3 separate regions of the Homo sapiens genome follow, and regions 2 and 3 are each linked to region 1. A link is an interaction called in ENCODE POLR2A ChIA-PET data of the cell type or tissue named here. Cell type or tissue: CD4-positive, alpha-beta T cell. All regions are shown on one strand.

The links. ChIA-PET counts read pairs that join two places held together with the same protein. Peaks named below come from ENCODE experiments on the same cell type or tissue, not always from the same donor. Only the 100,000 strongest peaks of a DNase experiment are listed, where the experiment ranks them.
Region 2: POLR2A ChIA-PET joins it to region 1 with 14 read pairs; 4 of 35 experiments call an interaction of 5 or more read pairs at or near these places.
Region 3: POLR2A ChIA-PET joins it to region 1 with 13 read pairs; 5 of 35 experiments call an interaction of 5 or more read pairs at or near these places.

Annotation. Positions count from the first base shown.
Region 1 is chr11:63,534,982-63,538,981 of GRCh38, forward strand. It overlaps PLAAT4 (phospholipase A and acyltransferase 4), which reads left to right and starts at 1,827. Exons shown (of 4, transcript NM_004585.5): 1 at 1,827-1,896. The coding sequence starts at 1,888. RefSeq lists enhancers at 1-68, 1,726-1,775. In CD4-positive, alpha-beta T cell, no CTCF peak of the experiment used is centred here; DNase peaks (open chromatin) are centred at 280, 910 and 1,850; H3K4me3 peaks cover 3,184 bases; H3K27ac peaks cover 3,960 bases.
Region 2 is chr11:63,477,077-63,481,076 of GRCh38, forward strand. All of the region lies in intron 3 of PLAAT5 (phospholipase A and acyltransferase 5), which reads right to left. Among named protein-coding and RNA genes, the nearest start is that of PLAAT5, 12 kb to the right of the region's middle. In CD4-positive, alpha-beta T cell, CTCF peaks have their summits at 1,923 (motif pointing right) and 2,127; a DNase peak (open chromatin) is centred at 1,925.
Region 3 is chr11:63,634,330-63,638,329 of GRCh38, forward strand. ATL3 (atlastin GTPase 3) reads right to left here. Exons shown (of 13, transcript NM_015459.5): 9 at 1,878-2,005; 10 at 1,205-1,261. It overlaps LNCROPM (lncRNA regulator of PLAAT3 mediated phospholipid metabolism), which reads left to right. Exons shown (of 4, transcript NR_199012.1): 2 at 3,162-3,406. Among named protein-coding and RNA genes, the nearest start is that of LNCROPM, 20 kb to the left of the region's middle. In CD4-positive, alpha-beta T cell, CTCF peaks have their summits at 1,758 (motif pointing left) and 1,966; a DNase peak (open chromatin) is centred at 1,702.

The DNA.
Region 1 (4,000 bases):
TCAAAATGGAGTCACTTACGACAAGTGACTCAGCCCACAGTGAAACTGCTGAACCCTCAAAATGATAAACATAGGTATAAAGGACTGAGGTAATAAGATAACATCTGCTGTGGCCAGACACCCCCAAGACCTGATGAGAAACTGAAACCAAAAGGTGGCTGAGATAATGACCATGGACACTCCTGCAGAGGGCCATAAAAACAGCAAAGAAACTGACCACGGCAAGACACCTGTAGAAGCTCTGCCCGAGAAAGCTCTGAGGCTTCCTCATGATATCCACAGCGGTCCCTGGAAGCTCTGCCCAAACACAGCAACATCGTTCAACAGTGTTTTGAGTGAAACCCAGAGGCATGCTAACCTAAACAACAGAAATGGGGGTTTTTTGTTTTGTTTTGCTTTGAGACATGGTTTCACTCCAGTTGCCCAGGCTAGACTGCAGTGGAGCAATCTCAGCTGACTGCAGCCTGACTTCTGGGTTCAGGCGATCCTCCCATCTCCGCCTCCCAAGTAGCTGAGAGTACAGGCACATGCCACCATGCCCGGCTAATTTTTTTTTCTGTATTTTTAGCAGAGACGGGGTCTCGCCATGTTGGCCAGGCTGGTCTTGAACTCGTGGGCTCAAGTGATCCACCTGTCTAGGCCTCTGGTTGGGTGTGAAAATATGGCCCAGTTCTGGCCAATGGAGAAGGGAACAGGTCATCTGGGGAACTGTGGGAAAGACTTAACTCCCTGAAAAAAAGACAAATGAGAATTATCTTTCCCTCCATCTTTTGGGCATAGCCAGGTAAAAATGGGCCACTCAAGGCTGCTACAGCCATGGGAGTCCCTGCAGGGCAACAGTGCAGACCCAGGACCAGTGCAATGGAGACAGCCTGCTGAGTCCTTGGTGACCTTGGTGAGCCACTAAACCCAACCTGAGTCACCCTCTTCCTGCCTTTCTGTTACCGAGACAATGGGTGTCCAGGCTGTTGAAGCCCTTTTGAGTTTAGTTCTGCTTCTTGCACCCAAATGCATTTTAATGGGGCCATGAGCTCCCAGGCTCCACATGGTCTAAGGTACCCCTCACCTCCAGGGCATCCCCATGGAATGAAACACCCCCTCTGGCCTTCTCCCAAGACTTCTGGCCCAATATTTTCTGGGTGTCTTTACAAGACAATGTCCTATGGGGTGCACTGGGGATTGACATCTCCCTGCCTCCGAATGCCTCCCCTTCCTGGAGTAGGAAGAGCTGCCCAGGGTTCTTTTTAGAAGAGACCTTTATTTTGGCCAGGTGCGGTGGCTCACACCTGTAATCCCAGCATTTTGGGAGACCGACGGGGAGGCAGATCACAAGGTCAAGAGATCGAGACCATCCTGGCCAACATGGTGAAACCCCGTCTCTACTAAATATGGAAAAATGAGCCAGGCATGGCAGCAGGTGCCTGTAATCCCAGCTACCTGGGAGGCTGAGGCAGGAGAATCACTTGAACCCGGGAGGCAGAGGTTGCAATGAGCCGAGATCGCACCATTGCACTCCAGTCTGGGTGACAAGAGCGAAACTCTGTCTCAAAAAAACAAACAAACAAACAAACAAACAAACAAAAAAGAAAAAAAAAGAAAAGACCTTTATTTCTCAAGCAAGGGCAGAAATTCAGGGCTCCCCTTCGACTCTGGCTGCTCCCAAGGTGGCTTTAAAGCACCAATGAGTCCATGGCTTGTGTAAGAAATGATTAGTCCTTCCATCTAGAGAAATAGCTCCTTTTTAAACAGTTGTCTCTTTTAAACAGTGTTTAGTATTTAAGTGAGGTTGAAACAGTGTCAAAAGGAAAGTGAAAGTGAAATTCTCTCCTTCAGCATAAAAGCTGATCCACAAACAAGAGGAGCACCAGACCTCCTCTTGGCTTCGAGATGGCTTCGGTAAGTTTCCCAGGGCTTTGCATTACTGACTCTACAGCAGTTGGGCAGCTCCCCCTAGGAAAGGCCTCAGTCCAGGCTCCTGGCCTTGGGCACACAGCTCCAGAGCTCGTCTTTAGAAGGCTGTCATGGAAAACTGTATTTGTCTTTTAAAAGTGCATCTGCCCAGCTGGACAGGGAGTCCTCTGGGCAGAGTCCACCTCCTCTGCGTAACTGGCACAGTGCGGGGAGCCCGGGACTCCCATGTAGTAGAGAGCTGTGGGGTGCCGGGTGTCAAATCTACCTCAGCCTGAGGAGAAGCCAGAGTGTGGGCAGGTGGGGGACTCTGGGTTGTGGGAAGCAAGCAAATCCCAACATCGTCTGCTTCTGCTGTGACTGGGGCTCAGTCCCTTCTCGGCCCCAAACGATGCTTTCTCTCTCCTCGTTCCTCTGTGGCATCATCCAGCCTTCTAAGGTGCATTCTAATCTCAGCAGCTTTCTGAAAACTGAAATTTCTCCTCCTATCAGCCCAGATGTACCGATTGGCAGAAGCTCTAGGGAGAGCAGGCTGAGCTCGGTGGTGTGTGACTAAAAAGGAACAGCGGGGCTCAGGCTATTACTAGAAACAAAACCATTCCGGGAAGGAGTCCTGCAAATTCTGGAGGGCAGCCCACTCCAACAGCACCACCTGATCCTGGGGAAGGGCTTTACTGCTGCCAAAACAAATCAGGGCTTTTAACAGGGAGCCCAGGCCAAAGCTCATATCTCACTGGCCACCAGCTGAGGTTGCCAGTACCTTGACTGTGGTTTTAGACATTCAGCATTGCAGTTAAAAGCCCCTCTCTCTCCCCACATGGAAACCATCTCCTGTGGTGCCCTGACATACAGAGGAGGAGCTGGGAGGGAGTCCTGGCCCTGCTCCTTTCTCCTCCCTCTTCCTTGTCTATTTCCTTGCCCCATTCTACGCCAGGCCCTTCACTGGGTCCTGGAGGTGCAGGGAGGGAGGAGCACACAGGATCCTGCCTGCCTGGAGCTCACAGCCCAGAGGGGCACAGGGAGGCACAGGGAATTGCAGCTCAACTTGACCCCTGCAGAGAGCAGCAGAGGCCCCCGGGGACCCAGGTCCTAGGAGTGGGGTGGCGGGTCAGCTGAGCCAGGCTGGGGCCATCAGGGCAGCTTCTCAGGTGAGGGGGTTTGAGGGAGGGGAAGAGGAAGAGTGGCTGCAGGGAAGTGATGGAGGCAGGGAGAACCAGATGTGCAGAGCAGCAGAGACCAGAGCCAGGGCAGTAGTGAGGGGCTGGGATGTCACTCAGTGGGCCTGTGGGTGCAGAGCCCAGGGAGGGAGAGGAGGGTGAGGAAGGGCCAGTCAGGAAGGGCCTGGGAGCTGCCCACAGGGTGTGTCCTGGGCCCTGAGGTCAGAGGACGGTCATGGCCAGATGTGCCCTTGGGAAGGCCACCATGGGTTCTGAGGAGTTGGATATGGAGTGGCAGGGACAGGAGGCAGGGGCTGGTCAGGGGGTTGTGGGGGTCACAGAGGCAGGCATGGGGCTGCCTGAACCAAGTCAGTGGATGGGATATTGACAAGCACACCAACAAGGAGAAGCTTCCGGAGTCCACATTGATTGGTTTTAGTGACTGGATATTGGCATGAGGAAGAGGGCAAAGGAGAGCAGACCCCAGGTCTATGATGGGACATCCTGGGATGAGGGAGGAGGAGGCTGTCACCCACTGAGGACAGGGACAGAGAGGGTGAAAATGGAAAAATCCTCCAGTCATGAGGCTGCTATGCCCTGGGGCAGGACATGGAGAAGTGGGAAGGAGGTGAGGAAGGGGAAGAAGGTGGCCAAGACAGGAACCAGGGTGAGGGGTGTGCAGGGAAGAACCAGCTCGGCCTCCTTCCAGCTGAGTGTTCTCAGGAAAGCCCTGCCACCTCTCTGATCCTCAGTTTCCCCATCTGTGCAATGGGATGATCATGCCTTCCCCTGGGGCTGTGGAGATGGTGCAGTTATTGTAGGACAAGTTCCCACAGAGGCCTGTTCTGTGAGTGCAGAGCCCCCTCAGTGCTGGGAGCTGGGGGGCCCCACAAGACCCCACTCAGGTCCCAGCAGGATGCTGTGAGCTCCTGTCT
Region 2 (4,000 bases), 58 kb before region 1:
GATCGGTCATTGTCATTCCACTTTCCTTTAATTCTTTAAACTTGATTTTATTTACTTCTTTAAATATACTCAAAATAGCAGTTTAGAAGTATTTGCTACATGCAACATGTAGGCCCACTAGGAAACAGTCTCTACTGTTTTTGTGTGTATGGGTCCCTCTTTCCTGTTTCTTTGCAGGTCTCATAATTTGTTGTTGAAAAACTGGACGTTCTAGGTAACATACCGTAGCAACTGTGGGCTCTGATCTCCTTCCCCACCCAACCAGGGCGGACGGTTGTTGCTGTTTGCTTGTTTGTTTGTTGTTTGTTTAGTGACCCACCTGGACTGATTCTGTGATGTCTGTTTGTCTCACAGCATGTAACCACTGAGATATCTGCTTAGAGTTTTTTTCTTGTTTTTATTTTTATTTATTTTTTTGAGACAGAGTCTCGCCGTGTCGCCCAGGCTGGAGTGCAATGGTGTGATCTCGGCCCACTGCAACCTCCGCCTTCCAGGTTCAAACGATTCTCCTGCCTCAGCCTCCTGAGTAGCTGAGATTACAGGTGCCTGCCACCATGCACAGCTAATTTTTGTATTTTAGTAGAGACAGGGTTTCACCATGTTGGCGAGGCTGGTCTCGAACTCCTGACCTCATGATCCGCCCACATCAGCCTCCCAAAGTGCTGGGATTACAGGCGTGAGCCACAGTGCCCGGCTTCTTGTTTTTAAGCCTGGCTTCCTAGATCGGCATAGCTTAATGGCCAGAAGTTGAGCCACACCTTGTGCCGCGAAGGCTTTACCTTTTGTCAGTGGATCTCTGTGTGGCTTGGAGAATTCATTCAAAGTTCCAGATTTTTATGAGTCTCCAGTCTGTCCTGAATGTGAATGTGTATGCAGCCTTGTGCATACCTTCTAGACCACCAGACACATGTGGCAGCTTTTCAAGACCCTCTTTAGTTGTATCATTACCTGGATTTCCATGTTAAATTTTTGGCAGGCCTGTTGGCCTATTGCTTGTCCTAACCAGTACTGCAACCTCAAGCTAGCTGCAATTTTGGTCTTCCATGATTGTCACTGAGATAACTCTTGTTTTCAACAACCCTGGGCATGGAAGTAAAGTCAGTCACCCTCTGCTGCCACGCCATTCCCTCCCACAAGCCCCACCCACCTGGATAGAACTTCCTTACCACAACCGCAGAGCTGGAGGTGAAGGGGCAATGCTAAAACACTACAGACTTCCACTGTTCTTTCTGAGAACCAATAGACTTTCTTTTTTTTTTTTTTAGACGGAGTCTTGCTCTGTTACCCAGGCTGGAGTGCAGTGGCGCGATCTCAGCTCACTGCAACCTCCGCCTCCCTGGTTTCAAGGGATTCTCCTGCCTCAGCCACCCGAGTAGCTGGGACTACAGGCTCGCGCCACCACGCCCTGCTGATTTTTTGTATTTTTAGTAGAGACGGGGTTTTACCGTGTTAGCCAGGATGGTCTCAATCTCCTGACCTGCCCGCCTTGGCCTCCCAAAGTGCTGGGATTACAGGCGTGAGCCCACGCCCGACCACGGATGGACTTTCTTAAATTAACCCTTCTCAATCTGTTGTATGGCTTTGGTCAAATTTCCAGTCTTTAAATGACTGTCTTTGGCAATTTTGTCTGGCTTCATAATTGTTTTGGGAAAAGAGGATTTGCTGAGATCTGCACTCAGCCATTCCACAAGTCCTGCCCACTTGCAGCAATGAGTTTTTGTGGGCACAAAGCAAACAGTATACACTACAATATTTCATGGAAGGAACTGAGGCCAAGAGAGAGGAAGTGCTTTGTCTAAAGTCCCACAGCAAGTCCATGGTCGAGCTAGGACCAGAACTACTCCCTTGCCCCTGCCAACAAACCAACTCTTTCTTCTGCCTTAAAGGGAAAATGTAATGGCAGCCACATATCCACTAGAGGGCTCCCCATACCAGGCTTCTCACCCAGAAAGCAGAATGATATTGCAGGAGACTTCAAACTGGACTTCATTTTCTTTTGCCATAAGCCCAGGGAAAGCAGTAGGGATATCCCCCACCATAAATCCCGGAAGCCGGTAGTATACAGAAGAGGTTGAGTGCTACGAGTTGGGAAGACAGCATGTGAGTGATGTAGATGGATACAGAGGAGCAGAAAGCAGCCAAGAGAGTAAGTGAAGAAAGGCAAAGTGGAGGAGAGCTCTTTCTCGTCCTTTGAAGAAGACTAAAAAGGAACAATAGCAAATAGTATTTTCTTTGTGATTCAGATAGTAATAAGACTATATTGCTTTAAGCAGATGCCTCTGTCTTCATAAATGGCAAAGGATCAGAGAAACTGTTTTAAAATGTTCATAAGAAAGTCTGAAGTTTAAATATTTTGAAGCTCATTTTAAAAAATCAAGTCAGGTTCAACATTTGCATGTGCAGATGCAGGTAAACAGTTAAATTGCCTTTAATTTATAATTTAGGTATATACAGATTTTTGATTCATAGATTGTCTAATTATTTTTTCCTTTCAGACATAGGTAAATGAGAGAGGAAGAGAAGTTATTTAGCCTAATTTCTTTATATGAACATATGTGCTAAGCTGAGGCCATTTCTGCTATTATACACACATGACACAGGAGACCCCATAGGCCCATCCTCACTGTTACAGTAATCTAAGGACCATTACTATCTAAGTCCTGACACTGGTCAGGAAGAAAAACAGAAATGCCCATGGACAAAAGATGAACAAGAAGTGAAGAACAGGCGCCAGAGCTCAAATCAATCCAACTCAGGCTATTATTTCTGGCATTGATCAGGGTGAAGGAAATGGCAGTAACAGTAAGATTATGGGACAGGTTTTTCTGAGTCACTCCAGAGGGAAAGCCACTTGACACGTTATGTTACTCTTGAACTAACCCCTGATTCCATCTCACTCTACCTGACCACAGACCCCAATACCTTAGAGTCCTAACCAATGCCTTTCACCCACCATCCACCATATCTAGTGGAGGGCAGGGCTCTCAGAGTCGGCCAAGCCAGCTGGACGGTCACGTCTGTTCTTTGTAGGAACATGCGGTCCGTTCTTCACCATCCCTCCACCTTGGACATATTTCCCCACCAACCAAATAGCCAGTTACTTCCCACTCAACATGGCTAGGTCATTCCCTATGACAACAAACAAGCAATCAATCAAATCCTTGTTGTTGTTTCCTGGAAAACTGACAGCAAGAAGATAACCCAATTCATTGTGAGGCCAATCTAAGCCAGAAGAAAGCTCAGAAAACCCAAGTTCTGTTCATCAAGGATGTCGAACAAGCTTTGTGGTACAGAAAACAGAAGGCTCAGGGATTGGAGAAGGAAAGAGGAGGGAATTTTGGAATTTTAAGTATTTTCTTTTGCATTTTAATACTCTCTCATCTGCAATATTGCCACTGGATGAGGTAGTAAGGTATAAAACTAAATGGGATTCACAGAGACTTAACAGTTATCCACTCTCTTGTTAAATTTCCTCCCACTGTAAATCGATTATATTGAGTATTGATTCTCAGCCTTGGTTACAAATTGAAATCGCCTGTGGAGCTTTAAAAAGTTCAGATTGGTCTGGAGTATAGCCTGGGTGCCAGAGTTTTAAAAGCTCCTTAGGTGAGTTTAAGGTGCAGCCAAGGTTGCGGTTATACTGGGGTCTTTTCTACAGTCCCATCCTTCCCTTTTTCTTTTCTTTAACATCTCTCCAGCATTTCATGAAGTTCTGCTAACTTCATGAGCCACAGAGTAGCTGTCTGTATGCTACAGAGCCGCCTCCAATCCCAGTTGATGCTGGTACCTTCAATTCTAGGTGAAGATTTTGCTGCCCTGTTTGCCTTTGTGTGATTGGATTAATTCGAAAGCCTTGTCTTCAAGCTCTTTCTTTTATTAATACTTGTTCAGTTCTATTTCCCATGCATTTTGTATATCTCTAAGTGTGTCTTTCATTTCCATAAGTTGTGCTTTTAATTTATAATTTCTATTTTTCTGGAGCATTTTTCATCCATATGCT
Region 3 (4,000 bases), 99 kb after region 1:
CCCTGTCTCTACTAAAAATACAAAGAAATTAGCCGGGCGTGGTGGCAGGCGCCTGCAGTCCCAGCTACTCGGGAGGCTGAGGCAGGAGAATGGCGTGAACCCAGGAGGTGGAGCTTGCAGTGAGCCGAGATTGTGCCACTGCACTCCAGCCTGGGCAACAGAGCAAGATTCCACCTCAAAAAAAAAAAGGAAAAAATTATTTGCAATGTCAATCCCAGGCTCTAGCTCCCTTTATGAAAATTTTCTGCTACAAAATAAATCAACACTTGGCAATAAATCCCCTTATGTTCAACATATGAAAGTCAAAAATTATGTTTTAACCAAATGACATTCTAGTTGCAAATTAAAAACCTGATTAGTGAATAGTAAACAGGTGTGTCAGGACATGTTCCACTAAAGTAAATAACAGGTCAGGCACAGTGGCTTACACCTGTAATCTTAGCACTTCGGGAAGCTGAGGCAGGCACATCGCTTGAGCCAAGTTTGAGACCAGCCTGGGCGACACAGCAAGACCACATCCCTATTTTTTTCTTTTAATTAAAAAAATTATAGCCAGGCATGGTGGCTCACCCCTATAATCCCAGCACTTTGGGAGGCCAAGACGGTCGGATTGCTTGAGTCCAGGAGTTGGAGACCAGCCTGGGCAACATGGCTAAACCGATCTCTATTAAAAAATACAAAAATTAGCCAGGCATGGTGGTACATGCCTATAATCCCAGCTACTCGGGAGGCTGAGGTATAAGAATCACTTGAACCCAGGAGGTGGAGGTTGCGGTGAGCCAAGATTGTGCCACTGCACTCCAGCCTTGGCAAGAGTGAGACTCTTGTCTCAAAAAAATAATAAATTAGAAATTATATAAAAATAAAAAAAATAAACAACAGATGACAAGAACTTGCTTGTCTAACATGGTGGGTATGTTTCAACCACGTATAATAAACTGTGCTTCCCAAAGTGTGTTTGGTGAAAAGACTAGGCCCAGTGAGGAGAGGCCATTTCGTTTTAACTGTACCACCATGAATACAAACAAGTGAACTAGAAAAGGTCGCCACACTACTGCAAAATGTGCTAAAAAAAAATTAACAGACCTCAGCATGATGAAAAAGGAGAAAAAGTGCATTCTCTTCCTAAAGAACTCTGCTTATTGTATACAGGTCAACTCAAGTAATTTAAGGGTAGCGTTTAGGATGTCAAATCATTGTTTACCTGAAGCATGGACTTGGGGTGAGGCAGATCTTCTCCTTGATAAATTTTAATATATGCCTTAAAATATAAACATAAAAACTGCTATAAAATGTTATTCAGTCATATCTTACTCATATTTAATTTTTAGAAAGTGACCATACAACTGCATTTTCCTAAAGACTTAGGTCAACAACCAGGAATTAGCAAAAACACACCACACACCTTTGAGTGCATGTTAGCATTTTTAGTTAACTAAAAATGTTCTCAAGCAGCACAAGCCTACAGAGGCTAGGATTCCCATCCAGCTCCCCATGCACGCTGGCCTCACCACTACCTGTGGGCAGAGTGACCATCCGCCTTGAGGTAGTCGTGTCACATCTAGGTGCCGTCTCCTCCTACTCACAGCAACTTCCTAACCACCTCCTGTCCACACCATCTTCCTTGAGGAACAATCTTCCTTTAGTCACAGCTAATTGCTCCTCTAAGAGAGTGCAAAGAACATCCATTTGGTTCTTAGACCGATACTGCCACCCAATGGCCCACTCCTGGAAGGACACCAAGGTCTCTGAAAATGCCTCTCACCATCTCCCCCAGAAAATTTTTAAGTTTCAAAATATTTAAATTCAAGTTGATTTACGAGTGAGATCAGCTTTACCAAAAATCAAACATTTTAATAACTAAAACCCATATTTACCTTAAAATACTCCAGTAGTCCCCGACAGGTGACCTTTGAGCCATTGATCTCCTTTTCCATTAACTTAGATGGGTTTAATACATACGGTATCAGTGCCTGTAACTGCTCTTTGAATTCACCAGCAATATCTGTTCACAGGACGACAAAGAAGGGAAAAATAAGCCAAACAGCCTTATTCAACCAAGGTGAACACACAATGCAGTCTTCCCAGTCTAGTGCTTTTAACATTGGTTGTTAAAAGTGAGAGAGAAGCCGGGCACGGTGGCTCACGCCTATAATCCTAGCACTTTGGGAGGCCGAGGCAGGTGGATTGCCTAAGGTCAGGAGTTCGAGACCAGCCTGACCAACATGGTGAAACCCCGTCTCTACTAAAAATAGAAAAACTAGCCAGGCGTGGTGGCAGGTGCCTGTAATCCTAGCTACTCAGGAGGCTGAGGCAGGAGAATCTCTTGAACCCAGGAGGAGGAGGTTGCAGTGAGCCAAGATTGCACCATTGCACTCCAGGCTGGGAAACAAGAGTGAAACTCCATCTCAAGAAAAAAAAAAAAAAAGTGGGAGAGAAGAAGGGGTCTGAGACTATGTTTTGACACTTTCTGGCTATGACCAAGTTGCTGACAGATCTCTGTCCCAATGTACCTTCATTTTTCTCCTTCCCCACTGTAGTAGAAAGTCTTCTCTAGTTCAAAATAGAATACTATATATGCAGAATATCTTTACCTTGGTTTTCATTCTGGGATATCTGGTCTACTCCCTAGCCTTTCAAGAAATTTCACTTTTTAAAGAATTTGATGGCCGTGCGTGGTGGCTCACGCCTGTAATCCCAGCACTTTGGGAGGTCAAGGCGGGTGGATCACGAGGTCAGGAGTTCCAGACCAGTCTGGCCAAGATGGTGAAACCCCGTCTCTACTAAACATACAAAAATTAGCCGGGGGTGGTGGCGGGCACCTGTAATCCCAGCTACTCGGGAGGCTGAAGCAGAGAATAGCTTGAACCCGGAAGGCAGAGGTTGCAGTGAGCCGAGATCGCACCACTGCACTCCAGCCTGGGCAACAGAGTGAGACTCCATCTCAGAAAAAAAAAAAAAGAATTTCATTAACAGGGTCTTCAACAAGTCAATTTTCAACCTCTCAAGTTGTCTCAGGCCTTTGCCATGCCCTCACACTACTACTCCTTTAAATCAATTAGAAATCACTGGTCATTGATTTATTCTTGTTAATTTTTTTAATGTTAAAAGAAGTAGAAGTACCTGTGCCTCATTATATTTATTTTCTATTATCTCCTCAGAGACCCTCGGAACCACCCCAAAATGAAAAGACCACTAACTCAAGAAAGGTGACAGATTCTCTGCAGCTTCTACAAGGTTCCCACAGAGGGATCAGTACAGCCATTAAATAGAGCTCTTTCCTCAAAGTAAGAATTATTAGCTGGTCCAACTATGAAGACACAGGAGAATTAAAATACAGAAAAGCTGATTTACATAATCTTCTAACATCTTCCTGGGTTCCCAGCTATACACTGAAAAAAAGCAGGTAGGAGCCCACATCAAATAAGAACTCTTTAATACTCCACCAACCAGACTATAATATGAAAAATGAAACTAAAATTTCAAGAAAGCATGGGAAAAATACTTTATAACCTTGCAGTGAAAAAGTATAAAAGTATACATAACAGGCCATTCTGTACACATTCACATTTGCTTTCATATACTAAAGAAACTCTGAAAGACTACAAAAATGGAAGAGAGACTTTTCACTGAGTACTTTTTAATCCTTTTTAAAATTTTAAACATGTGAATGTATTACATATCCAAAAAACCTTTTTGTATGGTTTCAATTTCCATCACACTGAAAGATGGAGTGTTTCAAAAAATACCTCACACAAGTAGCAGCAGGATCCAGATGCTACACTTGTCACTTTAACAAGCTGTACAGACCCTATATGCTACTCATGTTTCTATGAAGGCTACACCAAAATAATAGTTTTAAAATTAGAATAGACAAGAACTATCTCATAACAGAAACAAACTCAATCTTTAGTGGTGTCAAAGAAGACTGTGCCCTACAAAGCCTCCTGTGTTAATTTCCAACTAAACAACTCAGTAGTTACTGTATTAGGTCTCCCTG